5 separate regions of the Mus musculus genome follow, and all the other regions are linked to region 1. Evidence: chromatin loops called from intact Hi-C (ENCODE). Cell type or tissue: left cerebral cortex. All regions are shown on one strand. Links, peaks and the distances in the headings refer to the core of each region. The heading gives the core; the rest is flanking DNA. Region 1 overlaps Cacna2d4 (calcium channel, voltage-dependent, alpha 2/delta subunit 4). Region 2 holds the start of Cacna1c (calcium channel, voltage-dependent, L type, alpha 1C subunit). Region 3 overlaps Cacna1c (calcium channel, voltage-dependent, L type, alpha 1C subunit). Region 4 overlaps Wnt5b (wingless-type MMTV integration site family, member 5B). Region 5 overlaps Dcp1b (decapping mRNA 1B).

Evidence for each region. Peaks named below come from ENCODE experiments on the same cell type or tissue, not always from the same donor. Only the 100,000 strongest peaks of a DNase experiment are listed, where the experiment ranks them.
Region 2: it touches region 1 in a loop (6-fold over the local background); 14 of 42 quality-filtered maps call a loop at or near these places.
Region 3: it touches region 1 in a loop (2.8-fold over the local background); 5 of 42 quality-filtered maps call a loop at or near these places.
Region 4: it touches region 1 in a loop (4-fold over the local background); 21 of 42 quality-filtered maps call a loop at or near these places.
Region 5: a loop joins it to region 1, with 6 times the contacts of the local background. A loop is called at or near these places in 41 of 42 quality-filtered maps.

The regions. Positions count from the first base shown.
Region 1 is chr6:119,345,677-119,351,706 of GRCm38, reverse strand. It overlaps Cacna2d4 (calcium channel, voltage-dependent, alpha 2/delta subunit 4), which reads right to left. Exons shown (of 38, transcript NM_001033382.3): 35 at 4,456-4,573; 36 at 2,869-2,981; 37 at 2,530-2,612; 38 at 1-1,676. The coding sequence ends at 1,572. Among named protein-coding and RNA genes, the nearest start is that of Lrtm2, 18 kb to the right of the region's middle. In left cerebral cortex, for the core only: a CTCF peak has its summit at 3,259 (motif pointing right); DNase peaks (open chromatin) are centred at 3,264 and 3,671; H3K27ac peaks cover 426 bases.
Region 2 is chr6:119,106,789-119,112,818 of GRCm38, reverse strand. It overlaps Cacna1c (calcium channel, voltage-dependent, L type, alpha 1C subunit), which reads left to right and starts at 4,324. Exons shown (of 47, transcript NM_001159534.2): 1 at 4,324-4,892. The coding sequence starts at 4,844. In left cerebral cortex, for the core only: CTCF peaks have their summits at 3,486 and 4,491; DNase peaks (open chromatin) are centred at 4,696, 5,064, 5,471, 5,605 and 2 more places; H3K4me3 peaks cover 2,295 bases; H3K27ac peaks cover 2,207 bases.
Region 3 is chr6:118,623,804-118,629,833 of GRCm38, reverse strand. It overlaps Cacna1c (calcium channel, voltage-dependent, L type, alpha 1C subunit), which reads left to right. Exons shown (of 47, transcript NM_001159534.2): 32 at 2,264-2,392; 33 at 4,280-4,345; 34 at 5,376-5,467. Among named protein-coding and RNA genes, the nearest start is that of Gm38887, 31 kb to the right of the region's middle. In left cerebral cortex, for the core only: a CTCF peak has its summit at 3,385 (motif pointing left); a DNase peak (open chromatin) is centred at 3,487.
Region 4 is chr6:119,427,508-119,433,537 of GRCm38, reverse strand. It overlaps Wnt5b (wingless-type MMTV integration site family, member 5B), which reads left to right. Exons shown (of 5, transcript NM_009525.3): 5 at 1-1,007. The coding sequence ends at 140. Among named protein-coding and RNA genes, the nearest start is that of Gm40397, 37 kb to the left of the region's middle. In left cerebral cortex, for the core only: CTCF peaks have their summits at 2,804 and 4,769 (motif pointing left); a DNase peak (open chromatin) is centred at 2,800.
Region 5 is chr6:119,217,153-119,223,182 of GRCm38, reverse strand. It overlaps Dcp1b (decapping mRNA 1B), which reads right to left. Exons shown (of 9, transcript NM_001033379.3): 8 at 5,204-5,380; 9 at 1,569-3,180. The coding sequence ends at 3,103. Among named protein-coding and RNA genes, the nearest start is that of Cacna2d4, 16 kb to the left of the region's middle. In left cerebral cortex, for the core only: a CTCF peak has its summit at 2,709 (motif pointing left); DNase peaks (open chromatin) are centred at 2,673 and 3,699; H3K27ac peaks cover 525 bases.

The DNA of each region.
Region 1 (6,030 bases), core at 460-5,459:
ACAGTTTGGTACTTCACCTGGCAGCACCTCTGACCTTCCCTACGTTCCAATCCCCGATGCAGGATGCTAGCTAGTGTGCTGTTAGTGCTTACTGAGTGCTAGCTGGTGCTAGGTACATTGCCTCCTACTACACAAAGCCGAGACTTAGAACCAGTTTCCCTTCTCCAAGTTTTAGCTTTTATTCTTTTTCTATTTATTTTTTTATCTTCAAGATAAGGTTTCTGTGTAGCCCTGGGTGTCTGTCATTTTATAGACCAGGCTAGCCTCATACTTAGAGATCTTCCTCCCTCTGCCTCCCAGTCCTGGGATTCAAGGCGTGCACCACGGCTGCCAGTTTAGGTTCCTGATTTAAAAGATAGATACGCGGGGCTTGAGAGGTTCAGCTAGTGGAGAATGAGGGCCCAAGTTAGGTTCCTGAACTATTCCAACAGTAGGGCTACAGCGGGGCATGCTTGCAGTCCCAGCCTTGGGGAGACAGTGACAGAAGGGCTTCTGGGGCTTGCTGGCCAGCTATGAATTGGAGGACTCAGATTTTGTGAGAGATCTTATCTAAAAAAAAAATTAAAGGAGTAATTGAGGAAAACGGCCAATATTACCTTTGGCCTCCACATCTTTGTACAAACAGGTACACAAATGTGTGCGCACGGGCGTGTGTGTGTGTTCACTTGGGCATTGTGGCAATGATTATGTGTTGTTTCCAGCCTCCAGGACTTTCCCCAGCAACAGTCTGGTTTCTTTTGTACATTGTGAGCCACAGAAAGCCCACTATGGCTCTTGGAGACCTCACCTGGCTCCTTCCTTTAGTCTGTGAGGCGCGAGTCTCGGTTCTGCTTTTTCTCGCCACCTCCTCAGGATCATGCCTGTCCAGTGCCACACTGGTGCTTGGCCCAGTGCAGCAGCTGCAGAGCTCATCCTAAAAGCTTTTCTTTCCCTTTCTGAGATTATAATTACAGCATTTATCCCTTCCCTTCCCCTCCACCTCCTCCCATACACCCCTGCCCGCTCTCCAGATCATTAGTGTAAAAAGGTTGAGACTCTTCAGAGGTAGCTAATGACAGCTCGCAGGACTTAATATCCATTGCGTTCCTATTGTTTCCGTTTGTGCTGGGATTGAAAGTGTGAACCACCACGCCCAGCTTCCTTTCCATTTCTTCCCTCCTCTTCTGGTCCCTTCCCTAGTCTTTTGTCTCTCCCTCTGCCTGTCCTCTGCACTATCTGATGGATAAAAGCACCTTCCCTTTGGTGGCAAGCACACTCTTGCCACAGCCTCTACATGGGCCTCGCCGCTCAATTCCAGCCTCCAGAACTCCTCGGATCAGCAGATCAGCCAGGGAAATGGGTGACCCTTTGGTAAACTGGAGTAATGAACTTCTGTCCTTCCTTCACTTGAGACAAGAGTAGAAGACTTGAAGAGCCTTGGAGATCCCTCTAGCAATCTCTAAGAAGCAGAGACTTGTAGCCCCAGGACTGAAACAGGAGACATCCCACAGCAGTGAGGGGCCTTCATAAGCCGGTAACTTTGTAGAATGTCCTGTAAGGTCCCCCTTCTGCGAAAGTCAGATGGGATGGAGTCACCACAGAAGCTGGGGTGGAAGCAGCCAGGCCCCCAGTGATAGCAGGAGCAGAGGGGATGAAGGCAGAGTGTCTGAAGCACCGCCACAGTCCTGGGCATTCTCCTAAAAAGCCAGAGGGGTAAGGAGCATTAGGAGAGAGGTGGCCAAGGTCTGGCATGTACAGCATGGGTGCACACAGACAAAATAAGAGCCTGCTTCCAGCCTCGCCTGGAGATGGCGAGGTTTCAGATTCTCCCCCCCCCCCCCCCCCGCGCCCCAGACAGGGTTTCTCTGTGTAGCCCTGGCTGTCCTGGAACTCACTCTGTAGACCAGGCTGGCCTTGAACTCAGAAATCCGCCTGCCTCTGCCTCCCCAGTGCTGGGATTAAAGATGTGCGCCACCACGCCTGGCTCGGCGAGGTTTCAAAGATGAGAAGAAACCTGCCTTTCTTCAATCTTCTAGGGACAGTAGAGACTACTTGCTTAAATCTTTAGGGCCTTCCTCTCATAATTGTGTGGAACAGCTGTCATCTCCAGGAGCCCCTCTAGGGAGGTAGTTTGTAAAGGCAGCCACACCCAGCAGAGACTGGGTAGTAAGGTCCCTGGCTTAGGGGTTAATAGATACCAGTCGCTATTGTCATTAGCTAAGTCATGGTAAGTAGCGCTGAGGTGTCTCAGAAGTCAGGAAGGATGTGAGGGGAAGCTTACTGGGCTCCAGGCCCTAGAAGTACAGATGCCCTTGGGTCCTTTTCCCTTTCTCTCTGTCTGCTTTCCTTTGCCCCTCCCCCTCCCCCAACTGACCTGGAACATCCTTGCTTGCCACTGCTCCTTATTCTGTGTATCACACAACATCATTGTGGATGCAGGGCTCCCCCAGCATGATAGACACATAGTCCAGAAATACTCATGTCCCAAGAAGCCACACACAGGACAAAACTAGGGGTCAAAGGCCAAGCCTCTTAGTTCATAGCCCGCACCTCTGGATGGAAGGCATGGCAGGAGCCTGGTCGTCTCCGGGGCTTCTGGGAGCGCATCCTGTCACACTTGACAGAGGCATTATGTGCGGAGCTCACTGTCAAGGTACAACTCTCCACAGTTCCAGAGATCCTGAAGGTCAAGATCTGTGAGGTCAGTGGCCCAGCAAGCAGGTACAGGCTGGGCCGCTCCCTCCCCCTCCCCCTCCTCCCTCCTCCCCCTCCCCCATCATGGTGCTGGATGCAAGGGAGGACAGTGAGAAGCTGGACTCTGCAACCCAAATCTGAGCTGCTCTATGATCTCTCAGCCACCCCCTTCCCCTTGGAGGGTGGGAAGGATATATTTGACTTCTGTGGCCTCCTGGAGGATGGGAGAGTGGGCGCTGCAGTCACAGGTGCGGTCTGTCACGAGCAGGAGCAGGTTGCTTCGGGGAATCTGTTGCATCACGAATGTCCTGCAGCAGAGAGGGCAATGGGCTCTGAGTCGCAGGAAGTGCAGCCTCCAGGAGAAGTTCTCTGGGGAGAGACCTTCTGGAGCCCTGGGAAGGACAGGCAGTCCCAGGAATATTGAGACCAATAGCTCAGTACTTTTACATGAACCGTCACAATGCCACCCCTCCATTCCCAGTAGCCTGGAGAGGGTGAAGAAGGAGCTGTCATTAACACCCACAGGGATCATTTCCAGCAAACAGGCATATTACCTCTGTTAGAGCCAGAGAATTTGCAGTTCTGGGCTTGGCCACAAGATGGCACCAATGCTCCTATATATAGCTTGGGTTGGGGGGTAGGAAAAGGTCTTTATGTGTTACATACACAGCTAGGAAGGTTATCACCAAGCATTTTGTATGGGGTGGGTGATGTTAGACACACACAAGTAAGTATATAGCACACATATAAACTCACATGTGGCCATTACACCATTATGTGAACTTGGTATAGTTCCCATTGTGCACAGGACAAAACAGGCTAGAAGCTTGTCTGCAGTTAAGACTAGAGATGGAAAGGATCAAAGGCAGAGTCAAGTCTGTCTGCTGGGAAGCCCTTCTTCTCTACTATCCCCTCAATGGTTCCTTAAAGCCCGACATAAGCACGCCAATAGTGTTAGCCCCAGGAAGGCTGCTGTATGTGTACTTAAGATGTTACACATGATGAAGAGGCGGCAACCTAGATCTGTCTAGCGCCACAATCTGAGCTTACACAATAGTTGGCCTAGCTCTTTGGTTCCCCAGACATCCTGGTGGCCCCAGTAAGCTGCAAGACTGGCCAAGGGAGGTCCCTGGAGGTACTGTCCTCCTGGGTTGGGACAGATGCCTCTAGGTTGGTTTCTTCAAAGTTTAGCGTGGGAAGTCAGTAGGTGTGGCCTTCCAAGCTGGTCTGGATGAAGCTAGGGACTTTTACCCAGGAGCTAGCCTGACTGGATTCTGCTTAGAAATTCAAGACTTGGCCTGGCGATGCCCCAGGCTCTGACAGCTCCAACCAAGGCTCCTACTCCTACCCTGTGCCTTTGCTGAGAACACCCCAGTCCTGCACATAGTTCCTGCTCTGTACGGGGCAGAACGTCCTGCCTCTTTCCCAGCCTGTCACATAAGTGTTCAAGGCCCTGACGCTACCTTGCTCTGAGCGGAGGGGAAGCAAGCCTGCAGGGGTTTCCAAGAGAGACCCCGTGGCCTTGGACTTCGACTCACTGACTTGGGAATTGGTCTCTGGATCCTTGGCCCTGTGTCTCCTAAAGCAGACAACCAAACTGTCCACACCCACTCCCCTCCCCTCTGCTCCAGTCTGGGTTTTTGCTGCACTGAAGATCAGGATACCGAGAAGGGCAACTCCTCTCTGAGATGAAAGGGACTCCTTTCCTCCTGTGGAGACTTTCCTATGGGTGCCAAGGGCAAGACGCCGTTGGCCGGATTCCGTGGCTGCCTGGAGACTTACTTCTGGCAGCCCCCACACTCGATGATGCCATTGGCTTCCTGGATGGCCGTCTGATGCACGAACACTGGGTACTCTGTGTCACAGGGGTGCAGCAGGTCCTGCTTCTTGTGCTTGTGGGCTGTGGGTGACAGAGGAATGTGTGTGAGGAGGGTTACCACACATCACAGAAGGCCTTAGGGAACCCATCTACAAGGGTTGGGGATACAGCGGACCAGCACTCGGCAAAGGGTACAGCAGAGCGTGGAGGCCCTGCCACGCTGCTGTAGAGAGTAGAGGCCTTGCCCTGGCTCTGCTATGCTGCTGTGGAGTGTGGAGGCCCTGCTGCGCTGTTGTGGAGTGGGGAAGCCCTGCTACACTGCCATGTTGCCCTTCCCAGGGCCCTTGAGATTTATCCCCGGGCACTCGTGGGCACCTCGCAGCACTGAGGTCCTGATGCATCAACACACTTTACCCTTTACAGCCCAGCAGGGAAGGAGGAGAGGGAAGGAAGGCAGCAGGAACCATATTAAACACCCAGAAATGGGGTGCAATCAGGACGCTGCTTTTGCAAGGTCACACAAGGAGTGAGGAGGAGAGTCACAGGTCTCCATGCCTGGACCCGGACGCTTCCCTCACAGACAATGAGGCTAAGAGGAGAGGCAGGCTTCAGGCTAAACAGTTCCTGTGGGCTGGGAGAGCAGACGGGGTTCAGCCAACTTCACTTCCTGTTCATGCTACTGGGCACCTGGCGTCAGAGGCTGGAAGCCTCAAACAGGGCTCTCCTACTAGGCTTAAGGTTGGGCTATTTTCCTGTCATTGGAGAGGGCATTCCGTTGCTGAAACCTATCAGAGTCACCAGTGGCAGGACCAGGTGGCTTCCTTGAGGTGTCCTGGCAGAAGGGACTTACGGAGCATGCAGGCGGGAGGAGCATGACTGACTGCATCCTGAGGCTAACGTGAGTGAGCAGACTGTAACACACAGCTTCTGTCACGATTCCAGCAAGGCCCCGTGAGAACTGCTGGAGGTGACTTCCCACCACAGCCAGGAATCATGAAGGAGACCAGATCCAGGAAGTGTGAGCCCAAGGACCTGCCTTGGTCAGTAGCAACCAGAGGGGTGGAAGGGAAACGAAGCGGGTTGGGGGGGGGGCATCGTTTGTATAAGAAAGCCAAATGAGGCAGTGGGAGCCTTCTTGGTACCAGATATCCAGAACCCTGAGACTGTTGAGCAGGGTGGGCTGAAGGCAGGCATCTTTATGGCTTAGGAGCCCCACATCTCCAGGACCCAGGTGCCATGTGTGTCTCTTGGTTTGTAAAGAACAGATGTCCTTTCCCAGGCTGACAGCAAGCATCAACAGCAGCTGGGACAAAGTTTCCCTTTGCTTTGTGTTAAGGCCACCTCAGCCTGTCATTGTCTTTGAGGTGCTTTGGCCTTAGGCACAATTTCTTTCGTTCAAGTGTTGAGCCTTGTCGAGGCTGGCAGATACCTGGGCACAGGTGACAATGCTTTTGTCTCTGGGGTGACCTAGTAGCATCTCCGCTACATAACTGGAGCCTCTTGAGAGGAGATGGCTGTTTCCTAAGGCAGGGCTGTAC
Region 2 (6,030 bases), core at 721-5,720, 240 kb after region 1:
ACAGCTGTGCCCTGGGGCCAAGTGCAGAGGACAGGGCTGAAAAAGAAGGCTCACAGCAGCTAAGGTGACCAGGGAAGGACAGCGACAATGGTGTGGCTTCAGATAGAGCATGCTCTGAGAACCCATGGCAGAAGAAAGCAGCCTGCTGACCTTTCTGACTTCTCCTTCCCTTTTCTCCATTTACCGATCAGTCCCATGCATTAGGAATTAAATAACAGGATGTCACCCATGAAGGCTGATGTTAGATTGTCCCCGATACCTCCTTGCCCATAGACCTCTGCCACCAGCAGAGTGATTAGCACCTTGGTGCCATCGAGGATGGAACAGTACACTTGGGGTTGAAACATTGATCAGGGAATGCTTCAGGTTTTTAGGCTTGTTGCTGTGACAACACATCTGGCGATGTAATTTAAGGAAGGAGAGATTTATTTGGGTTCACGGTTTGAGGGTACAGTCCATCATTGTTGAGGGGGGCACGGCTGTAGAAGCTCGAGACAGTTGGTCAGAGCATCAGCATCAGGAAGCAGAGAGATATGAATCCTGCTTCTCTAGCCTCCTCCATCATGGTCCACATTTAAGGTGAGTAAAGGTGGGTCTTTTCTAATCGATTAACCTAGCTTAATTAGTCCCTCCAGGCCCACATGAAGAATTCTGACAGAAGTGACTCTGTCAGGTTGACAGCACTGATCATTAAAGGAAATTTCTGCAGGTGGGTGGAGCCTTGAGGGAAAGTGGTTGTCAGGTGGGCAGAAGGATACCTTGGGGCTCAGCTTCTGTCCTTTAGTGCAAGGCAACAGGGTCCTCTTTCCTAAGACTGGGATGTACCTGCATGGTAGCCTGGCTCCCATACCTATGGTCAGACAAGAAGAAAGATGAGAAAAACCTGACTTATTTGTGTAGCTCACCAGGGAGTTTCTGCCAGCAAATTGATGGGACTCCCCGCCACCCCAATACCTTTTTTTTCTAGTTCAAGAATTCACATCCTTAAAAAAGGGAACCATACATAATGAGATATTTCGTTACTGGTTTTTCCTTACCACTAATACTTCTCTGTAGTATTGCTTGTGTCAGTTGGATTTTTCTATGTTTATGTCACAGCCCTAGTTTATATGTAGAGTGGCTAAGAGACAGGTGGAGGAAGACAGACTGCTGAGATCGCTGGGGTTTGAATCCCACACTTCTGTCTGTCAAAAACGTGAGCAAGTGAACAAACCTCGTTTTCTCCCTCGGGGCATGGTAAACAGAAGCACCTCACAGGGCTATGCGAGCAACTATACACACATGACACAAATGATTTTGAAATAGTATTATTTAATCAACCTTATGTTTAGCTTATTTTCAGGTTTCCCCACTCACACAAATACACTGCAATTAAGTTGCTCACTGTATGTACCCTTAATTTCTTCCAAAGGAAACATTTGTGGGCATGGAGTAGAATCTTATCCTGAGTAAGTTGTACACGAAGAGCCTCCATATGTACAAAGCGCAGTGTATAGGAAGGAGCACAGTTCACTTTCTTAAGACATGGAAGGTGTGTGTGTGTGTGTGTGTGTGTGTGTGTGTGTGTCTTGGGGATGGGGGGGCATGTGCCCACGTCCAATACTGTGTGGCAGGCCTGGCACAGGGAAAAGACAACACTTGTAGCCAGGGTCAAAGCTCTCAGGGAGAGAAGCAGGTGGCTACCCCCCCCCAAACCTCCCCCCACAACCCTGCATCCCAATTCTAAATGGTCTTTGGTGGGTGGAGAATTTGTTACCTTGCAAAAGAACACCCAGGGCTGGCTTCCAAAGTTAGAAAGTGAGACATGGGCGTGCTTTGAAGACCAAATACTTAGGAAACACTTTTTTTTTTTTTTTTTGGAAAGAAAAGAACACACTAACAGCAGAAAAGAGGAGAGAAAAATGAAACGAAAGCAGCAGGGAGATAGTATTTGCCTACTTACAGGAAAGTTAGGCTGTCAATCAAACAAGGGACCCCAGCACGCCAAGGTTTGGTTCTCCATCCCAGACTATTTTGTGAAGTGTATTCTCTAGTCAGCTCTTGCAGCTCTACCCCCCCGCCCCCCGTGTCACCCTTGGCCACCCTGCTCAGCAGAGAGCAAGATAAATACAAGAAAATGAATTTGGTGTCAGGTTCTCCCTGACGAGGTCCCAGTTGGGTGTCCCTGGCCAGGGAGCACTTGTGTCAGTCTCTCCCATCTATAAAATAGAGACAATAATTCCTACCTTATGATGTAGCAGCGTGGAGCCAGTGAGGCAACGCCTGTAGAGTATTGCTCCATGGTTGGCACAGAGTTATGTGACAATATGAGCCATCACTCTTCTTGTGCCACAGGGTGCAATGGGACTGCAGACCAATTTTATTATTGGCTTATACAATCAGTCACACTTGCCCTTGAGATACAATCCAACAAGCTCCCCAAATGGGACTGTGTAATTTCTAATTTTCTTTCTCACACTGGAGGTTGCAAGTTGAGTAATCACAGACCAGGATGGCAAAGACACACCCCTTAGAGCAGCAACAAACAATTAGATCACCATTAAGTTTAATTTAGGGAAAATGAGGAGTTGGTAAGGTTTTGGGTCTCAAGCAGTGACCAGGGAGGCATCTTGAGATGATGCAGCGAATGGTACTTCTGGGGACATTCCTTCATTCCTTCATTCACTCACTCAGCATGAATGTATTAGGTACCCACTACCTACCAGATGTTGCTCCAAGAAACGCAGTGAGAAAACAGTACTAGGAGTCTTTGCTGGGGGTAGGCAGGTCGCAGTGTTTACTCAGGGTAAGACTAAGAACAGGGGAAAGAGGTTTGTGTGTGCAGGGTGTGAGTGCAGGCGAGGGGATCATTTCTGGAGGAACAGCGAGGAGGAACAGCAGTTGGAAAGTGTGTGATGGACGTCGTCCCTAGCTGTTCCTGCAGTCCTTGTAGGATACTGTCACTGTCACTAAAATGACAGAGGCCACTGGAGGGTCTGGGTTAGACGCACCCTTTGAAGTGGATTGTTCCAACCGAACGAACCCGAGGAGAGGAGGGTAAATAGAGAACCAGCTACTGCAGAGCGCCAGAGGTAGAACTTTGGCTCAGCCATGGAAGGTGGCAGCAGAGAAAGCCAGGGAAGGTTACACTGCCTTGTTCTGTCTGAGGTGAATTCCGAGATATACTGATGTGAAGCGGTGGAGGAGATCAAGTCAAGGTGTCTCCAGGGTTCTTCAGCTGAGTTGGGGGAAGGCTGTGTGAGAAGCAGGCCTGGACATATAAGGTTTGATTCTCAAGTGGAGAGGGCAGGTTGGCTGGCCTATGGGTGAGAAGGAAGGTCTAAACTGGAGATTTGCAGCTGACACTTAGCCGTGCTTAAAGCCACGTAGATGATAGGGTCTTTTAGGGAACCTGGAGACAGGGCGTGAAGTCTTCTAAGGGTTGATATTTAGATCTGGTTTCCCAGTGGTAGGCCCTTCTAGAATGGGCTCACCAGCCCCATCTAGAGGGTCGTGCGTGCAGGAGGTGCCATACATATTACTGTGACAGCGAGAGTCAGGGAGAAGTGTTTCATAGCTCCCCGCCAGGGTGGCAGAATTAAGAGAAGTAGGTAAGGAGACACTGGCAGAACACGTGCTCGCCTGACCCCAAGGAGAGAGCAAACCTGGCTGTGTTAATGTTCTCAGACATCTGGGCACCACTGCTGCCTTGCCCACAAGGCTCCGCCTCTTGGGCTCTCTCTCTCCCCGCCCATCTGCCCATCCTTGCCTGTGTGTGTCACTTCTACAACCGCTCTGATTGTAATCGATCAACAGAATCACGGCTCATTTTGCTGTTTCGTCCGGTCGATGTGAAAGGGGCCGGGAGTTGGGCACATTGTAGTTCGTGTTGCCGGGATTCCCCTCCCAGGCCTTGCTAGCGTGGCGCCCCCCCCCACCCCCCCAGGGACGCGCGGTGGCCGCGGGGCCTCGGGAGGGTGGAGGTCTTGCAGCCGGGCTCTCGGAGGTGTGTCCGCTCCTGGGCTCGTTCCCCGCCGTCGCGAAGCCAGGGGGTTCTCGCGTGGCGGCGCCGCTCCACTCGGGCTCCGGTCCCCGCCGCGCGCCGCCGCCACATCTGGAAGCGTTCAGCTCGTCTGCTCCGGCGCGCCGGGCGGGCGGGCGGGCGGGCGGGCGCGGGCAGGGGCGGGCGCGGGCGCGGCGGGGCTGGAGGGAGGAGGGAGGCCGCGCCGCGCTCTCGCGCCCGGTGTCTCCCTCTCGCTGCCTCTGCAGAAACAGCTCCCTGCCAGAACGGCGCTCGGCGCGGCGCGGCCCGGAGCGGCGGCGGCAGTGGCGGCGGCGGCGGCGACGCTTCCCGCGGGCTCGCCCTCAGGTGTTCGCGGCTGCCGTCGCCGAAGATCGCGGGTCGGGGCCTCGCGGCGATCGCCCTGGGCGGGCCGGAGACGCCTCGGGCCCCCTGGCGGCTCGGGGTCCACCCGGCGCCGCGGGCCCGCCGCTTTCCCTCGCCTCGCCTTTGCGCCTCTTCTCGCTCTGCCTCTCCATTTATTATTCTTATCATTTTTATTTTCAAATGGTGTAGCCGCCAGAGGTGCGGTGCTAAATTCTTGGAAGGGGCCCGGATGTACTGAGGATGCATTACAATCTCACGAAAGGAGGCGGTAGTGGAAAGCAGCAGTTTTTGGTGTTTGGTGCAATAATGGGGATCAGGTAATCACCCGAAGGGAGCAAGAACCACTGCGGATCCACGGGTTCCTGGATTTGCGCGAGAGCCGCCGGCCTCGGAGGAGGGATCCATCCCGAGCCGCTCGCGGCTGTTGCTGCATTTCTTCCTCTTTGTGGCTTCTCCTTTCCAAGCAGTTTTTGGCCAATGGTCAATGAAAACACGAGGATGTACGTTCCAGAGGAAAACCACCAAGGTAAGCGGGACCCCAGCGCCTCGCCGGGCTCGCCCGCGCTGCCCACGGCGGGTCCCGGTGGAGCGGCCCTCGCCGCGTGCCTCGCGAGGGGCGCCAACCCCGCGCGCGGGAGCCCGCGGGAGCCGGCCGAGCCGCCGTGCGAGCCGGAGCGGAAAATTCCCGCCCCTCCCCCTCCGCGGCCGGGCTTCTTCGGAGCATGTGGTTCCCATGAAATCCCGAGCGAGGGGGAAAGTTCCCCAAGTGTCGGCGCTGCCTGCATTTCTCGCCTTTGCCTCGAAAGCCGGCCGGCCAGTCTGGCCACGGCGAGCCGAGGAGCCGCTGCTTCGGGGTCCCTTGCTTTGCTGGGGCGCGGCAGGGAACGCGCGCTCTCGCGCGCACCCCTACGGAGACCAGCCCCGCGCCGGTGGCCCCCCAGGCTGCCCCACGTCCACTCTTCCCGACGCCACTTCCTCGGGCAGTGCGCTCCGGGTCGCGGGTGGGGGTGGGGGCGGGGGCTGCAGCTGTGCGTCTCAGCGCGCCTCCTCTCTCCAGGCTCTCAGGCTCTTCGGCTTCTCAACACCGCCCACCTCTCCACTGCCATTGACCCCGAGCGAGCCCACGCCGGGTGCCGGGTGTGTTACTGTTAGCACCCCAGTGTGGACTCGCACCTGAGGATGGAAAGCGGTTAGAAGCCTCAGTGATGTGTGGGCTTTGCTTTTCCATGTTTTCAGGGAATCATGAAAGGGTGTGACTAGCTCTGAGGCTCCATACTTAGTGTTCTCTAAGCATCTCCATCCTGGGCATCAAGTGTCATCAGCTCCCCTCTAATGGTGAATGGCTTTCGGGTAGCTCCCCACTTCTTGGAAACTTTCTCCCTCTCCTCCCCAGTCCCCATCGACAAGTTATTATTTTTGACATTGCTTAGTGGTTAAGGTGATCAAGCTGAAGTGTCTTGCAGTCCCAAGATGCCCTTTCTACGGGCTCTCTGCCCCGTTGCTTGACTGTTCCCTTTCTCTTTCGCCTTCAGCAGCTACCGTTGCTCTTCCACATTGTGTCTTTCCTTGCCTTGCCAGGGTACTTCTTAGTGACTCTCCAGAGCCTTGCCTTGTGGAAGTAATCTCCAGGCCTGATACTGGTACCCAGCCCCTTCTTCCTTTTA
Region 3 (6,030 bases), core at 336-5,335, 720 kb after region 1:
GTGCACTAGAGTCATTTTCTATAACATATGGGAAGCAGGAAAACAAACCAGCCAAACCAGCCCTGATTGGGAAATATCCATTTCTTTTGGCTGAGTGGTGGCCGTGCCTCACCACACGACCTTGAAGTCTCCTTGGAATAGCTTCCCCTAAGAGGTCCATCACAGCTTTCAAACAAGGCTGATGATTCCCCAAGCCCCTGACAGCTAAATTGAGAGATGTAGTGGTGGTCTCCATAGCGGCCCACCCCGGCCAAAAAGCTGCCTAGGAAATTTTGGGGGTTTGGTTTCTTAACTCATCAGGCCTAGGTGTTCCAGTGGCACCAGCTTTACAAAGGGTTTGCACCCACAGATGAAAGCCCCACTTAAGCTTGTTTTTTGTTTTCTGGTGGGTGGGTTTGAGTGGGTTTTTTATTTCCTTTCTTAAACATGGCAGAACTGACAGATAGTAAAAGCTCTGAGCTTCCTGTATGCTGCTCTGAGGAGCAAGTTTCCTTCTAAGGACAGAAAATAGAACTTAGAGGAGCCAAATGGATGCAGTGGTTATAGGAGCCAAAGACTTCGTGCGGAGGACCAGCACATTGCTGACAGCTGTGAGTCTGTCCACTGCCTGGCAGCGCTAAGAGTCTTAATGGCAATTGGGGTGATTCCAGTTTTAAAATATAAGAAATGTTCTGACCCTTGTCTGAAAACCAGGACCCTATGGCTTGGTTTCTTCAGAGCCCATCCAGTATGAAGTGTGGGGCTGATTTGGAATATCTGTCCCAAAGTATCCTGCCTCCTCTGGGGATGGGGATAATTAACATGGAGGTTGGATATGTCGCCATTCCAACCTGTTACCCCTTGCATGTTCCTAAAGTTCATTACTTATACCCCTCCAGATAGACCTCAGGGATGGACCAGAAGGCCATAGAAGAACTGAAAGGGCTTGTGGAGCCTCAGGTTTTAGCACTAAGGAATAGTCCAGGGTACGGAGAGGCACAGTGCTATGAGGGAGGCCTGATCTAGAAACACTGTCAAGCATAGCAAGAGGACAAGCTAAAGAGACAGGACAGGACGGGAGAGCAACAGTCTTAAGACCCCCTCCTTCAAGGGGTGCCTGGGATGGGAGCCATAACAGGAATTCCTAGGGTCCTTTCTCTCCTGGTGCTGCTCCCAGCAGGGCTGGGTAGGCTGCACTAGCTTCAGAGAAGGCATAAGGGCTCTGACCAGCTCGCAGGGCTTTGGAACACAGTCGGTTGCTCACGTGAGAGGGGGTCGGGGGAGGACAAGGGTATAAGTTCTTGTTCTCAGGCATGGGAGCAATGGCACTGTGCCTCCAGAGATCTGGCCAGGCCTGTGTCTGTACCCGCAAGCTCCTTCAGACTAAGACACCAGTCATGAACCTTTGGCCCTAGACTCTAAGCAGCCCAGAAATTCTAACCCCTCCTCAGCTCCCCATGCCTCATTGCTGCCTCTATCTCTTTTTCTCTATCCATGATCACGCAGCAGATACCCTGTGTGGCACTCCACAGTAGTCACGTACCAGGCTCAGCCTTTCCCGGGACTCAGTGCAGATCCCTTTTCTGCCTTGTCCTGGGGGCATCCCCAGGTCTCCAGACTGTGGACCTCTAGGGAAGGTCACAGCCTCTGAGGCTACGAGAGGGCAGCCATTCCAGAGACTGTAATGAAGTCTGGGACTGTGGCCCTCCCCTTATAATACAGAAGCCACTACCACCATTTCCCAGCAGCCATTTGGGCCAGGTTCCTGGAAAATAGAAAGTGGAGACTGAGAGAAGTGAGACTTGAATGGCCAGAGTATGCTCAGAGGCAATGTCAGACAGCTGTGTGGGATGTCACCACCATCTAGCCTCCTGACAGAGCCAAGTTCCACCCGCAAGGCAGAACTGAGAAGATAAGAACTTCTGGGTTGCTTTCTCCCAACACAGGAGGGCAGGAGCCCCTGGGGCAGTAGCTCTCTGGGCTCAAATCCCAAAGCTTATAATATGTGAAGAACTTGGAGTTATGGGAAAGACAAGGATAGGAAAAACAAAGTCATGGACTCAGGGCTGTGACGTAGCATAGACCTTAAGGATGGGCTGCTGACCTAGGAAGAAAGGTGTTGGCCTTCCACCTCACAGAGAGTCTGGGCCTAAAGAAAGAGTCTAGTGCAGCTGGCCCTACCCTGGCCTGCCTCCTTTCAACCAATGGCTGTTTCTCAGAGGATCCCTTCCTGCCCCACCTTCTTGCTGTGTTAACTGCACCCCCTATTGCCAACGGGTTCTAGAGTGCAGAGGAGAACTCCCGCATCTCCATCACCTTCTTCCGCCTCTTCCGGGTCATGCGCCTGGTGAAGCTGCTGAGCCGCGGGGAAGGCATCCGAACCCTGCTGTGGACCTTCATCAAGTCCTTCCAGGTAACCATGCGCCCTTCCCCTCGTAAAGCTGGGAGTGAGACAACCTCTGCTGCCCCCAGGACTTAGAGCAGCCCAGCGTTCCAATGTCACTTTCCCTAAGGCTCCCCTACAGGGGCAGACCAGGAAAGAAACAGCTCCAGCCCAGTCTACAGGGCCCAGGGCTGGCTCTCCCTCTGTTCTAAATGGCTGTGTGAGTGTGTGATGATAGCACCTGGATTTCCTTGTTTGGAAGAGAGAGGGGATGAGAGTAAACCTGAGATTCTAAAATCCAGGGCTCAGCACATTCCACAGAACTTACCGGAAAAGGAGAATTGTAAGGCCAGTTCTGAGGAGTGCTTTGTAAGTGGAAAGCTCGTGAGAAGCCAAGCTGTCAGGATTCTTGGACTCTTGGGAAAGGATTGTAGAAATTACCCACTGTCCTTCTCGGATACCATGAAAGCCAACTTCTCCCCCACACATCCACTCTTAGACTGCCTCAGACCCTGAACCTAGGGCTTTGTGTCCCCTGCCCTGGACAGCACAAGCTTAGCTAGGACATGGAGCTTGCCCCCATCCAGATGGGCTCAAGGGTGTGATTGCGCCCAGAAGACTGTGGGTGAGTTGTGGTTCCTTGCCTGCCCTTCTTGCTGCCCCTTCCAAACTCTTAGCTCTGTGGGCAGTGCCATCCCCAGCACTCCGATGGATGACCTCGAGGTCCAGCCCAGCTGCACAAAGAGCCACTGTTCTTCTAGTCGTGGCCTACCCTGCTGGCCCTCAACCCCTAATGAGAGCCTGGGGCTCCCCCCTTCACAGGTCAAGGTGAAGGGAGTTTCTAAGGATTTGAATCCTTGGCCCTAATGGGATCAAGACAGTAGACTGGTCCTGATAGAGGCCCCGAGACACCCCAACATTTCTTTGTAATGGGAAGTGGCTGGGGTGACCTTGAAGAATGGGACTTGATCAGGGAACCCACCTTACCCTAAAAAATGTTGTTATCTCTCAGTGCCATCTAGTGGTATATGAGCAGCATAATTCCTAAGCTAGAAGGCCAGGTGCCCAGGAGCACCTCCTCTGAAGTGGCCATGGCTCTGTCTAAGGGGGACTAAAATATGTCGATCCAAATCATGTGTAGGCTGTTGGCGTTGTGTTTCACAAGCCTCAAACCATTTAAATGCCACACCCCCTGCTGAGTTAGCGTTACCATTTCTCATATTCAGATCAGGAAGCAGGTCCAGAGATGTTAAGTAATACATCCGAGCTCTAGAGCTAGAAAGTGGGGAAACAAGATGCATTTCTCCTCATTAGATGTTTTCATGGCAATAGCGCTGACTGCTCACTTCTGGGGAAGTAATTGGATAGAGATGGGATGTAAGCTGCCTCCTCTCCACTTTTCCCTGGTGTCTCCGGTCATTCTGTTGTGTAACTTCCATCACCCTCCTCCCTTCTTTGTGCAAATATCTAACTGTAGTCTGAGGAGGGCTGCTCCTTGGTTGTTCTCAATAAACAGTACGGGGCTGCCTCCATTACTCTGAAGCCTGCTTTTAAAACCAAAAAAGAAACCCTGTGGACTAGGACCAGAGTTCAGTGGTAGAGGCCCTCAGCTCCATCCCCAAAAGATGGGTGGATAGATGAATGGATGATAGATACATATGTGTGTACATACACATACATATACATACATACACACACACATACATACATACATACATACATACATACAAACAAGACAGACAGACTCCTGAATTGGAAAGCCAGAGCCCACCTCTCAGGTTCTCTCCTTGATGCTCAGTCCTCCTTAGTCAAAAAAGGCAGCAGACTGCCATGGACCAGGGAAGTGCAATGCTTTCTGGGAAATGATCCTGCTGGCTGTACTGCTAGGTCTCATAGCCTCTCTTTGCTTCCTTCTAGGCTCTGCCCTATGTGGCTCTTTTGATTGTGATGCTGTTCTTTATCTATGCAGTGATTGGGATGCAGGTATGAGAAACTCTGCTTCCTTGGTTCCCTCCCAGCCCCCAGAACCATAGCCTTCATCCTTTCCTCCCTCTCTCCTGACTTGTGTTCCTGCCTGTCACTCAACACTCAAAGCGCTGGAACTTCCCCCAGTAGGATGTGGTATAAGCCATGGGCAAGAGACAACACAGGGATTCCTCCCATCTTACAGAACCAGGCTTGGGTTCTGCAATGGGAGAACACTCATGAATTAAGCAGTGGGCTTCAGGAGAGAACAGCCTCGTCTGAGAGGCAGCAGGAAGCGGGCGTGTCCCACCAGCATCCCCTGCTTTGATGGATATGCATGATTTGAGGTGGGGAGAGAAGAGAAGGCACTGTCCATCAACCATGCAGTCCTCTTCAGGAGCCCCCTTCCCAGGGGCCCTCTGCCCTCTCTGTTCCCTCAGCCAGAGTTCCTCCAGCCTTCAAGACTCCCGCTGAGTCTTTCCAGGTTCTATAAGGCAGCACCTCCACAGCCATGCTTGTATCTTCCCTTGGCAGCTCCCTATATAAAACCTCTAAAAGTTCTGTGGGGTAGGAGGTGGGGTGCGTTTGTGCTTTAAAAGACAAAAGGGGTGACCTTGACATCACAGAGCAGGGAATAACACAGGCAGGCCTCTGATGTCAGCAATAAGGCAAGCTTGTCCAAGCTCTGGAACACCCATTCCGTATCACTGCAAAATCCAAAAATCACTGTGCATTTGAGTTCTCGGAAATGCAAAGGCTGAAAGGCAGTAGGCCCTGGTCCTACACTGAGTATCCTGATCTCAGCATTCACTTACCACCCCAACCCCAGCTTCCCCTGGGCTGAGGGACATTTCCTGAGTGACAGCTGAAGGCAGGTTTCCTCCTAAAGTTGTCCATGCTGGAGCCAGGGTCCAGGGATCATGGAATAGCAGGTGTCTGCTAGGTCACATCAGAAACTGATTGCCAGATAGTCCCAGAGTTACTATTAGACAGTGGCTGGAGCGGTGCGTGCTGTCCTTCTCGGGTCCCTCAATTCCTCTTTCTTCAGGTGTTTGGGAAGATTGCCCTGAATGACACCACAGAGATCAATCGGAACAACAACTTCCAGACGTTCCCCCAGGCTGTGTTACTGCTGTTCAGGTGGGTCTCAGATGACGTAGGTGCATGCACACATGCACACACACACATACACACACACACACATACAGGGCTACTGCTGTTCAGATGGGTCTTGATGACATAGGTGCACACAGGCACACTTACAGGATGGTAGCCCAAGGAGAGAGAACCAAGGGATCAGGAAAAGAACGGCCTCTTCTCCCCTCCTGGCCAGGAAGTCTCATTACCATTTACGCCAACTTTCCATGTGCAGCCACAAGGTACCACACACATCTGAGAATCCTCTGCCCTAGCCATTAGAGAGCCAAAGATAAACACCAAGAGCTCTGAGGCTTAGCGTCTTACCTGGCACGTAGGATGGACCTGAGTCTGTCTCTTATATAACCATCTTTCTCTCTTGGTTCACCATGATCTACTTATTTGCTTCCATCTTCTTGTCTCCTTCCTGTTTTGCATGGAGTCACACTGTAAGCTCCATCTAGTCCTAGGCTGGTAGGTGAAACAATGTCTCTTCTCTCCAAAAGAAGTGCTTGCCAGGTCCTTGAGGTCCTTTGCCAGAGCGTATGGGAAAAAAAAGGCTGCCA
Region 4 (6,030 bases), core at 1-5,000, 82 kb before region 1:
GCGAGCTCATGTGCTGTGGCCGCGGCTATGACCGCTTCAAGAGCGTTCAGGTGGAACGCTGCCACTGCAGGTTCCACTGGTGTTGCTTTGTCAGATGCAAAAAATGCACCGAGGTTGTGGACCAGTATGTCTGTAAGTGACTGCACCACACGGGCCTTCAGGCCGCTCCTCTCCGCCTCACAAAAGTCTATATTATATAAATCTATCTAAATATATTTTATATTTGTACAAATGGATGGATGGATGGATGATAGATAATCAAGAGAAGAAAGTGGAGAGGAAGAGCTTAGGAGATGCTGGCCCTCTGTGAGGACTGGATTTTGCTGGAAATCCACAACCAGTGGGAGAGAAACGGGCTTTTCCCCATTTTCTGGCCAGGACTTTTGGGACATGGGCTTGAGAGTGTCTGTGCGCCATAGCCTCCAGGAGACAGGTGGGGATTAGATGAAGGAACTGGACTTATTCCACATCTACAGTCCTGTGGGGAAGATGAGTGTCTGTGACCCTGGCCAGGAGACCCAGAGGCCCTGTGGAAAGACCTGATAACCGGGATGGTAGCCTAGGTCTTCCTGAAAATGGAGCCAGCTTTGGGAAGGGGCTCTGTACTTCCTTCTTTTCTCATCTGAGTACACACTGCAGGAAAGTCCCCTGCCCCAATATGGGGGAGTGGTCTCAAGTCACTCCAACCGGTGACCGTAAGAGATCTGGGCCTCCCTGGACCCTGGCTCTGCCTTCTGATGAGAATGTCACCAGCTCCTGCCTCAAGCTCTTGTGCCAAGAGAAAGACGGTTCTGTCACCTGCTACAGCCAGGAAGACGTGGAGCAAACCTGGGATTTGACTGGGGACCAAGTGCCTGTTGCACAGGACAGGAATCTGCTGTCACTCTGTCAAGGGAGGCTTTGAGAATGACAGGGCATGCTAGCAGGTCAGGTCAACTGCCTGTGAGACTGTCATCTCTGCCCACATGTACAGCGTCCCTTTGACATTAAATATCTTTTTACTGAGGTTTCTCTCCCTCTCCTTATTTGGGCAAGCAGTGATCTCATTTGAAATTTTATTTTTGATGCTAAGGATGAAACCCACGGTATCCTGATGTTATGGAGTTTGTGAATCCTGGGTTAAAGATCATAGACTCTATCCAATTGTAATTAAAGATGTATTGAGCTAGCAGGATGAACAGTCTATGAGCCAGATTTGAAGTTGCCATGAAAAAGGAGGTGAGGGAAAGATTTCTCATTCTTCTCTCTTATATTACGTTCCAACCATAGTTTACCTTCCCTCCCCTCCTTCCAGTCCCTCCTCCATTCCAACCATAGTTTCCCCTCCCTCCCCTCCTCCCAGTCCCTCCTCCATTCCAACCATAGTTTCCCTTCCTTCCCCTCCTCCCAGTCCCTCCTCCATTCCAACCATAGTTTCCCCTCCCTCCCCTCCTTCCAGTCCTTCGATAGCTACTCAAGCAAGCAAGCAAGCAAGCAAGCAAGCAAAAACTGGTCTGTTCTGCCCAGTTAAGCAATCCAAGACAATCTTGGGGTATCTACATAAGCAAGTTACAGAGACCAAAAGAAGCATTTCATCATAGCATAACAGCTTAATGCAGATGTGTGTGCTGAGCCTTGTTAAGCACATACAGGAGGGCGCTCTCTGTAGCCTTCTCTGGATTGCTGCCTGTGGTAGTGGACCACGATATCTGGAACAGGAGATCAAGTAAGGCCAGCCGTAAGAGCCTGTCTTAAATTAAAATCAAATAGAAATCTGAGGGTGGGAAGATCATACGCATGCATTAATTTTCCTGTGGACTCTGTTTGAAAGACCATTAATTTTCCTGAATGATTTAAAGACAGTTTTCACTTGGCAGTGTATGGATTCTTTCCCTGTTGTAACCAGCTTAAGGGAGACTTTGTTTTGGCGCCTGGTTTGGAACAGCTTGAGGCTGCGGCAGCTGCAGTGTGAGTTTGCTTGCTCACATCTCTGTGGACAAGGAAGCAGCTAGGACAGGAGCAGGCTAAACTATAGACCCTAAGACCCACCCCACAGAGATCCAAACTTCCAGGAAGGCCCACCTCCCAGAGTTTCTGCAATGTCCCTAAATAACACCAGCAGCGGGGGACCAAGCGAGTGTTCAGACAAGTGAGCCTGTATCCAATGACATACAAACAGATGACATTGTGTATCCAAACTATAATAGACCTTATTTTTCTAGTTTTTCAAAGTCAGAGTTTTCAAAAAAGAAATAATTGGGATGAATAAAAATTGTTAAGGTTTTTCAGTAAATCATAACTAGAATCCACATTGGGCATGTGGAAACTGACTGACACCCTCTGGCTAGTTCCCCTTGCTCCCTGTTATTTTGAGACGGGATTTCCTGTAGCTCAGGCTGGTTTTGAACTTGCCACCATCCTGCCTTAGGTGTGTGGCACCATACTTAGTTTAGCTAGGGGTCTTTTGTCCATTTTCCCCCCTCTGATGCTAGAATCTAACCTAGGGCACCATACATGCTAGTCTAAACTAAACTACTAGACTAACTACATCCCCTGGCCTTTGGTCCTTTAAGGAGCACAAGATGTCCAAGCTTCCTCTCTTAGGTTGTGGGCAGGGATTACATGACTGGGTAGTAGGAAATAACTCTGCTCACTTATAGAATGCAAGGTGTCCTTTCAGCTTATTATTGAACTCAATAAGGAATGTTAGAGTGGACCTGATTAGGTAACAGAGAACATGGGCCCTTGGAACATTCTTGCTCCAGCATGGCTCACGGCTGGAAAAATTCCAATACCCATGAGGGACTAGCATGCAGCTCTTCATTTGTCCACTGAGTGTCACTGTGCCATCAAGTCTAAAGTCTGTGACTCACACCTTGGTTCAAAAGTTGACCAGTTTCAAGTACCTAGACTAAGTGGCAGTTGAATGCTCAGGCCTACATAAGACATTTACGTGTTTCCTCTCTAAAGCTCAGTGGATGAGAAGGATATAAGATCCAGAAGCTAAGTAAGATAGTAAGAAGGACTAAGAAATGCCATCTTCTGGGCATGGCACAAGCCATTGCAACCATAAACTCCCAACATCCCTCTCCTGCACCAGGCCTGTGTAAGAGTGGTCTGGTCAGCAGTCAATCATGGATACAAGAGAAACTCATGGGGCCTCCTGGCTTCAGGTAGACTCTGGGAGGTGGAGAGTCAGTATCTTCTGTTGTGTACCCACTTGGGAGTCGACTTAGTCTTCTATGGACAGTTCAAACCTATGCTCAAACAGACGGCTTTGGTTAAACAGCGGGTCACACAACAAAGCAAAAGGTGTGAATGTGAAGACTGGATTGTAGCCGGGACAGGGAGGATAGACGGGTGAGAGGCAGAAGAGAGGAGAGAGGCGAAAGTAACAAGAGTGCTTTAAACAGTGGTGGCACACGCCTTTAATCCCAGCACTTGGGAGGCAGAGGCAGGCAGATTTCTGAGTTCGAGGCCAGCCTGGTCTACAGAGTGAGTTCCAGGACAGCCAGGGCTACACAGAGAAACCCTGTCTCGAAAAACAAAACAAAACAAAACAAAACAAAACAAAACAAAAAAAGAGTGCTTTAGCTGGGCAGTGGCTGTGTAGGTCTGTAATCTCAGTGCTCAGGAGGCCAAGGAAGGCAGATTTCTGTGAGTTTGAGGGCAGCCTGGTCTATGTAGTGACTTCCAAAACATCCAGGGTTACACAGTGCAATCCTGTTCCAAACAACACACACAAAAGAATGCATTTTGTACATGTGTGGAATTATCAAATCGATTTAATTAACTTTCTTTCTTTCTTTTTTTTTTTCTTTTTTTTCAGACAGGGTCTCTGTGTAGCCCTGGATAGCCTGGAACCTGTTATGTAGTTGCCGAAGTTGTGTCCGTGGCCATGGTTGGGCTTGTTCCCAGGCCCTAAGTCACTTCCTCCAGACATCTGGATGGTTTGTAGACTTGAGGGTTCTTTCGGCAAGCAGGTTATAGCTGGCACGGATCAAGGGCTCACTTGGTGCCCGCTGCTCCTTGCACCTCCTGTGTAGTTCTCTCTGCAGGGCAGTGTACCACTACCACCTACGCACTTCTCACGGGCCAGGCTCAGACTCGGATTAAGCAACGACCGTTACCTCACAAAACGGTCCTCGGTGTGAACAGCCCGCTCTGTCTCTCCTGCTGAGGGCACCTGAAGCCAGAGACCCTGTTTTCCACTAAGTCTCTGGCTGTGTTCTGTGATCTGTCCTTATTGATAACGTGATTTTTGAGAGGAAAGAGTGATGGAGAAAGTTTGCTTGCTTAGGAGTACCTGGCCAGGGGGACTTGAGCTCCCACGCCTGGAGTTGCTGGATGGGCTTAGAGCAGGTGAAAACTGTCGCTCCCCCAAAGGACAGACTAGTGGACTGAGATAGGTTTTGAAGCAACAAGAAGAACAATGGAAAGCTAATCTAGGGGAGTCAGTGTCCAGGGCAGGAGGTCACTCGCTAATGCTCAGTGGGTGAGACTCTTTCAGCACGACATACCAGAAGAGCCTTATTTTATACCAGACCCATGAGCACACTCTGTGAGGCCACTTCTCCAAGGTTTACAGGAAGAGAACTGTCTTGGCATTGTCTTCCATGTCTGAGGTGTTAGAAATAGTGAGTCTTCCAAACTCCTAAGTGGCTGCTGGAGAGACAGCTCAGTGGATGCTCTCTCAGAGGATCTGGGTTCGATTCCCAGCACCAGAACATGGTGGCTCACAATCCCCTGTAACTCTAGTTCTTTAGGATCCAGTGCCCTCTTCTGGCCTCCTCGGGTACTACACATACACAGTACACAGACATACGTGCAGGTAAAACACCCATACAGATAAAAGATAAATTTAAAAATTAAAAATAATAAAATTCCACTTGGGAGGCAGAGGCAGGTGGATTTCTGAGTTCCAGGTCAGCCTGGTCTACAGAGTGAGTTCCAGGACATCCAGGGCTACACAGAGAAACCCTGTTTTGAAAAAAATCCAAATAAATAAATAAATAAATAAATAAATAAATAAATTGACTGGATAGTGTTAGTGCACACCTTTGATCTCAGCACTCTGGAGGCAGAAACGTTCCAGGACTTTGAAGGCTACAGAGAGAAACTCTGACAAAATAAATAAATAAATAAATAAATAAATACTGTAAATGTTGGTGGAGGTGTATTTCAGAAGTAGAGCATTTGCCTAACACACGAAGCTCTGTGTTTTGTCCCTAACACCAAAAATGAGTAAAATCACATGAGACAGCAGGCAAAGAGCTAACAAGGGGCCGGAGCTTTCTCTTCTGGTGACCATGGCCTTGAGCAAGGGCATTCTGAGAGCTGCTGTCTGGAGTCCCTTCCACACTAGACTAGTACCTACCTCCTGTTCTCACAAATCTGAGATGAGATCTAAAGTTCATTGCTAATGTCTACTCGAGACTAGATCTGGGAAAGAAAACACACGGTACCAGATTAACTACTTAAGTAAATGAAACTAGCCCATTGCTAAAGAGTCTTGGCACAGTGTTTAATCTCCCTGTGCACAGCTGGGCCCATGTCATGTCACAAGGAGGGAGACTTGTGGGGTGGGCTAGCCTGAGTCCTAAGCTTGGTGTTGTTGGAAATAACAACAAATCCAAAAGACCGGTGAACATGAAGCCGGTTTGAGACAAGGTCTCTCTATGTCTCTGGCTGGCCTGGAACTTGCTAGGTAGACCAGACTGGCCTTGAACCACCAACGCTGCCTTTCGAGTGCTGGGATGGACGGCTGAAGCAGGTTTCAATATGCCATTAGACAGAAAGGATGCAGGCAGAGAAAAGACAAAATGTCTGATAAGCTGATTTGACACGAGACAGTGGTTTTTAAAGCCTGCACCCCAAGAAATTTCTGCCACCTTCTTCCCATAGGCAGAATCTTATATCTCCTTCAAATTCCCCATCTCATCAGTTTAAGGACACAGAGTCTCATATAATGAATAACTTAGGGCTTAAGACTGCTCCATTTTTGACCTTGGGCTCAGTCATGTAGCAGACTAACTCTTAACTTTCCAACTC
Region 5 (6,030 bases), core at 577-5,576, 130 kb after region 1:
GGAGGCAGTGTGAAAGAGACACTTGGAGGCATGGCCTTGAAGGGAACACTGGGATCCTGTCTAGTTAGGGATACTGTTGCTATGATAAAACACCATGATCAAAAGCAAGTGGGGGAGGAAAGGGTTTATTTGGCTTACTGTAGTACAACACTGAAGAAATCCAAGACAGAAACTTGAGTAGGGCCAGAACCTGGAAGCAGGAGCTGATGCAGAGGCCATATAGGGGTGTTGCTTACTGGCTTGTTCCATGTGGTTTGCTCAGCCTGCTTTCTTACAGGACCCACGACCACTAGCCCAGGTGTGGCCCCACCCACAAAAGACTGGGCCACCCCCCATCAATCACTAATTAAGAAAATGCCTACAGCTGCATTTCCTTCTTTCAGATAACACTAGTTTGTGTGAGACTGACATATATCTCGCCAGCACAGATCTTTTTTTTCTTTGCTTTCTGGCTGCCACAAAGTAAACAGCTCTGTTCCACCACGGCCTTTTGCCTCATATCAATGGACCCCACATTGGGAGCACTAAGGCAACCCGACTAAAGCCTTGGAAACTGTGTGCCAAGACAAAGTGTTTCTCCTTTAAGTCGATCCAGCTCAGGTTTTGTTGGCACGATGACGGGAACGTTCTGCAAGTAAGGGGCAGGCATCATCCTTCCCAGAGTCACGGTGACATCACCACTGCAGCCTAAGGAGTCCCTTCATAAAGAAGGGGCGGGGCTACTTCCACTGCATCAGTGAAGTAGGGGAAGCATAGTGAGGTGGCCCTCAGGCACATGCTGTCAAGGTGTGATGGTAGGAAGCCCCTCCAGCAGCTGTTGGTCCTTCCCACTGGCTGGCATGCAGCCTTGGGCCATGACAATTTAGTCCTCTGGACTCTGTGAAGTCTCTCACTTCATAAAACAAGGTGTCCTGCCCAGGAGCTGAAGGTGGGGCCATGGGACTCCACTCATGCTCCACCTTCTACTCCCTTGGCTCTGCAAGGTGACACTCCGTCCTGGATGAAGCTGCCTTTAGCCACAGCATCCCCTACCACCACCCCCCGAAACTCAAGATTAAAACTGCTGCTGGGGCAGAGACCCTGAAGTGAGGGTGGACATCCTGAATTTGAGGTGAGGAGGGGCATGGGAAGATGAAATGCTGGTTTACATAGGAAGCTCTGTCCTGGGGGATCTAGAAAACCTTCTCATCTGTCTCTTCCTGTGTCCTCAGGAGAAGCACCTGCAGGAGGCCATCCACCCTGACTGTCCTGCCGGTGGCCATCTTTGGTCTAAATGAATCTGCCCGCCGACTTTAAGATGACTCCATACAGTGGATGATGGAGACGTGTTGCTTTGTCAAAACAGATCACGGGAGAATTGGCCTGAAAAGGCTGTGTCCTCTGACCTCGTGGTCCTGGCTTGCTCTGTTGGGCAGCTGTGGCGGCTGTTTTACTTATTCATGTGAAGAAAGGAAACATATTTTATGAAACGAAGCCATTCATTGCCTCAAATACATTAGAAATGTTAAGAATGAAATTTGTCTTTCCCTGGCTACAGAAGGAACTTTAAAGCATAAGTATAGTTTTAAGTGTTTTTCATTATTTTACTTTTTATTTATTTTTATCACCAAATCACATTCCCAGCCCTCACAGATTATTTTTAAAGCCTGGCCACTGGCCAAATAACATTTCTTTTTTTAAGTGCTAGGGATTGAACCAAGAGCCTTGTGTGTTAGGCTCTATCCTGTGTGTGCTCTACCACTGAGGTACACCCTAGCCTAATAGTGCTCCCATTTTAGTGAGCACGTTGGAAAGCGACATTTTCCTATGGTTCAGGACCACAGAACCATGGATATCTCTTGCCCTGTTCTCCTCATCAGACTAAAGCGGTGTGAATACTCACTGTCAAGCACTTGAGAGATCCCTATGAGTTCAGCACAGTGCGGTTGTGGACCTACCCCTTCCAGAGGCCAGCACAGCCGATGCTCAGCCGATGTGCTGTGAGGGTGAGCAGACACCAACCCCTCTTCAGCCCAGCTTCCTTCCTTAGGGAAAGCACGCCCTCCTAAGGGAGAGGTGGTGTCCCAGAAGCCCCATGCTGCTGCCAGGAGGGAGGACAAGGGTCAAAAGCTTCCTGGTCTGGGTATCAGAAGCTGTAAGGAAACCTGCACCCCCACCCCAGCCTCCATTTTAAATTCTCCATAGAAGAGTACGATTCAACTATAAAGGGCTAACTCAAAGGTCTTTTTATGACCCAGGAATAACTAGGACAGTAAAGACAAAGCTTTATTCATTGTGAATACTTAGCAGGGCTGATGCCCACACGCACTGTTGGGGATGCAAGGCAGTCGGTCGGTCTGCTGTCTCCCCTTGAATTTTGCTTCTTACCTCTCTGCACAGGACACAGAGGTGAGCTCTACAGAGCTTGGAGAATCTTCAACCTTCTGCCCCAGAATAGCCACTACCTCTTCTCATGGGCATTTTCTAACTGTGGCTGTCTGAAAGCCAACTTGAACTGAGAAACGGAGCGTTGCTTCAAGCCGGGGCCGCTGCTGACACTTAGAACGAAAGCTGGCTAGAAATGTCTTCAGAAAGATTCTTCCTCCAAAGGCTCAGATCAAACATGCCAAATGGAGCTTTACAAATAAAAGGCTGACTTTGGTAAAGTCCTCATTGCTTCCGAAAACACGGAACCCTTAGTAGGCAACTTGTGGGGTAATATTGCCCCCTGGTGGTTATCAAGCACCATGGCACACAGAGCCCAACCCTGAGAAACTGCCTTCTCTACCCTGAGCGATTCTATTAATAAATAGCTCTGAGAACCTCCCTTCGCATGAAAAACTCTACTCTTCCTCAAATGGCCTCATAAATGGAGGAAAAATCGAACCTTACATGACCTGGCCAGAACCATCTAACTGCTCAACTTGTAGTACCAAGTAAAGGGGAGAGTGTGATTTTTTTAAAAAAAAAAACAAGGAACAAAACCCCCAGACATCAGACAGTATAAAACATTTTACTCTGTATCACTATACTTTGTTAAAAAGGCATAAGTGTGTTTGGTCACACCAGTTCACATGAAGAACCTGGAAGATCAATTCTTAGTCTTTGCTCTCATGTAGCTGGTTACGTGGTTCTCATGGCTGCTTGTGTCACGCTGAAGAGATAGGCTTCATAGATTATGCTTAAGAAGTTGTCATCATTCTGGAAAACAAAGCCAACAGGTCCAGGGACCATTACTCAAGTAGCAAAAGCCAAGACTTCCTGCCTGCCTGGAGCTGAGCTGGCCTTACCCACCTCGGCTGTTTGTGCTGACAGCCAGCAGGCAGGTTGGCCTGTGTGTGGATGTGAAGGGGCTGGAGGCGAGGCTGGGCAGAGCTGCCCGATTTCACTGTCCACATGTGAAGACCATGTGCTCAGAACACCCAGCACAGCCAGGAGGAACGAGCCACACGAAGTGTCTCGGCCATTGGGTAGGAGCTGGCGAGTTGGAATGGTCCTTCCTAAACACCCTCCAGGCTGCCGGGAATGTCTGTGTGTCAGCCTTTCAGGCATTCACTGGGTTTTACCCACAGCGTGGCTCACTGGTAATTTACCAAAGCCAGCAGGGTTTCTTCCCATGGCCTGCGGGAAGCCTCCGGCCTTGGCAAATGAACAGCAGTAGCTAGGGAGTCTCTGCGCTCTTCTGTCTAGGTAAGGAGGGAAGGGAAGGCTGGGTCTAAGCAGTGCTGTTCTTGATGAATGCTAGAGGCTTTCCCCTCCCACTCAAAGGCAATGAGGCTTCTGCAGTCACCTACGTTTCACCCTCTCTGACGTACTCCTTCTCCACACCACAGTCAGTGACGTGCTCAAAGGACGAATAAAGAGATTATTTCTGCCTTTCCTACAAAGATGCCCTGAGTCACTTTTAGTAGTGTATCAGGGATACCAAATTGGCACCATGGAGAAGTGTGAAACACACACAGAGACCAGAGGCCACAGGACTGAATGGCTAAGTCAAAACACACAGCCCTGGGTTATGCGACCAGAGGGGAGTGAGCCAAGAAAAGCAACAATCCCTAAAATCTAAGCTTAGGCTTACATTTCTTTACTGTTCTGATAAAGAAATTTGTAGGCATTTGTTCTAAATTCTCATGAACTTACCATGTTAGGCTATCTGTAAGAGTTTCTGTCTTAGTGCATACGTAAGCTTAGTGACATAATTAAACAGGGAGGCTCAATCACAGCGGACTGCGTTCTCCTTCCAAACAGATGCTCATTTCCAGTCCCATCCTTTTTGTTCTTTCTAAAACATGTTATCTTAGAAATGTTTTCAGTAATAGGGATTAAACAGCAACTGGAGAACCAGACACACAAAGGCTGGCCTGTTCTCCTGCAGCAGTCTGATGCTTACACAGAGCCTGCAGACACCTTCAGGACGGCCTACCGGGATTCCTAAACACATTAGTTGAGGTGCCTGCTTCTCTGTGGCTTTGAGCACTACCCTTACCAAGGCCTATCATTCACTCAGGAGAATGCTCCACTATACAATGGAACATTAATTTACAAAGGCCATACGAGGGGAGATGGGAGCACAGCAGCCAGGCTCAGTGTCACACCAGACCAAACACAAGCCTCAGTTTCCTTGTCTGTGGAATCAAACAAGAGGGTCTTAACTGTTAATTTTACAGATTTATTTTGTGTGAATGTGTATGTATTTGTGTGAGAAGACCACACTTAGGAATCTCTTCTCCCATTATGGGGATCATCAGGCTTGGTGGCAAGCACCTTTACCTGATCTCGTTAGCCCATATAAGAGGCTTTCCTGTAAGCATTAAAGTTAAAGTAGTACACAGCACAGTTCGCTGTGAGTTACCACACAGAGCAGCAGAGACACTCAAGGCAGGGGCTGACAAGGCATCTTATCATTCCACCCTGTTCTCAGCAGCAGGTTTCAAAACCGTAGCAGCTTGCCCTACATGACTCTACGACTATTCCCAAGAGTGAGCTCCTAGGGTGCCCTAGCTGGCCGATCCTTCATCACATGGTCCCTTTCTTTCTGGCTGCTGGCACCTAGGAGGCCTTACTCATTCCTCCAAGTCACAAATCTCTTGAAGCCCTGAGAGATCTCATCCAGTTAACTGAGTTTAGAAGCTGTTGGGGGAGGTGGTAGCACTCTACAGAGTCCAAAGTAGGCATGAGACAACTCACCCTGCCCTGGTGCCGACTGTAAGGTCAACAGTCTTACCTGGATGAGGTTCAGCAGTGCCTCCTGGAGCTGCAGCCTGGTGAGGGGCCTGCTGGCCACGGTGGAGGACTCCCAGTTCTGCAGGGGCAGGAGGAGGCTGGAGGAGGCAGCAGGAAGTTCTTGGCCTCCTAGGGCCATGAGCCCATTATCAGTCTCCCTCAGTGGGGCACAGGTAGACTGTGTGAAAACCACAGGGGGCGTGAGCAGAGAAGCCACTGCAGCAGGGACACACTGAGTTGAGACGGTCTGCTCACAGCAAAGACACACACAAGGCAGGTTAGGAAGCAACCCACAAATTGTAGCTCCTGAGATGAAGGGTCATGTTCACACTGGTGGTAGTGGGGTGCTCAGATGCCGTGGGTGAGAAAGGCCGGCAGGCCTATCCCTGTTCTACCCTCAGAACTTTCCTCAGTGGTTATTCCACAGCTCTGGAGCCTCTTGCTGATGTCACGACCTCTGTGCATGAAACTAAGGCCCCTGGGCGAGAGTTTGGTTTTCAGGCAACATGCACTTAGGATTGCTGGCTTTCCTTAGTCAGCACTAGCTGTCCACTGCTCTGACCTAGGTCCTATCGCCCATACGCTTGTCAGACGCACACACAGTTCCCAACCCTGGCTCTTCAAGGAGACACCTCCCCTGTCACTAGGAGGGACTGTGATTTGTGCATCTGCCCCTTCTGTTCCGTCTCTAATTATCTATAGAAGCTTCTGCTTCTCCTGGCTGTCATGGGCGTGGGGACAGGGTGAGAGTAGATCCTGGGGTGAAGAGCAAAGTCTGGGGACATGGAGTGTGGAACACTGTAACCCATCTGTCTGCCGAGTCTATCT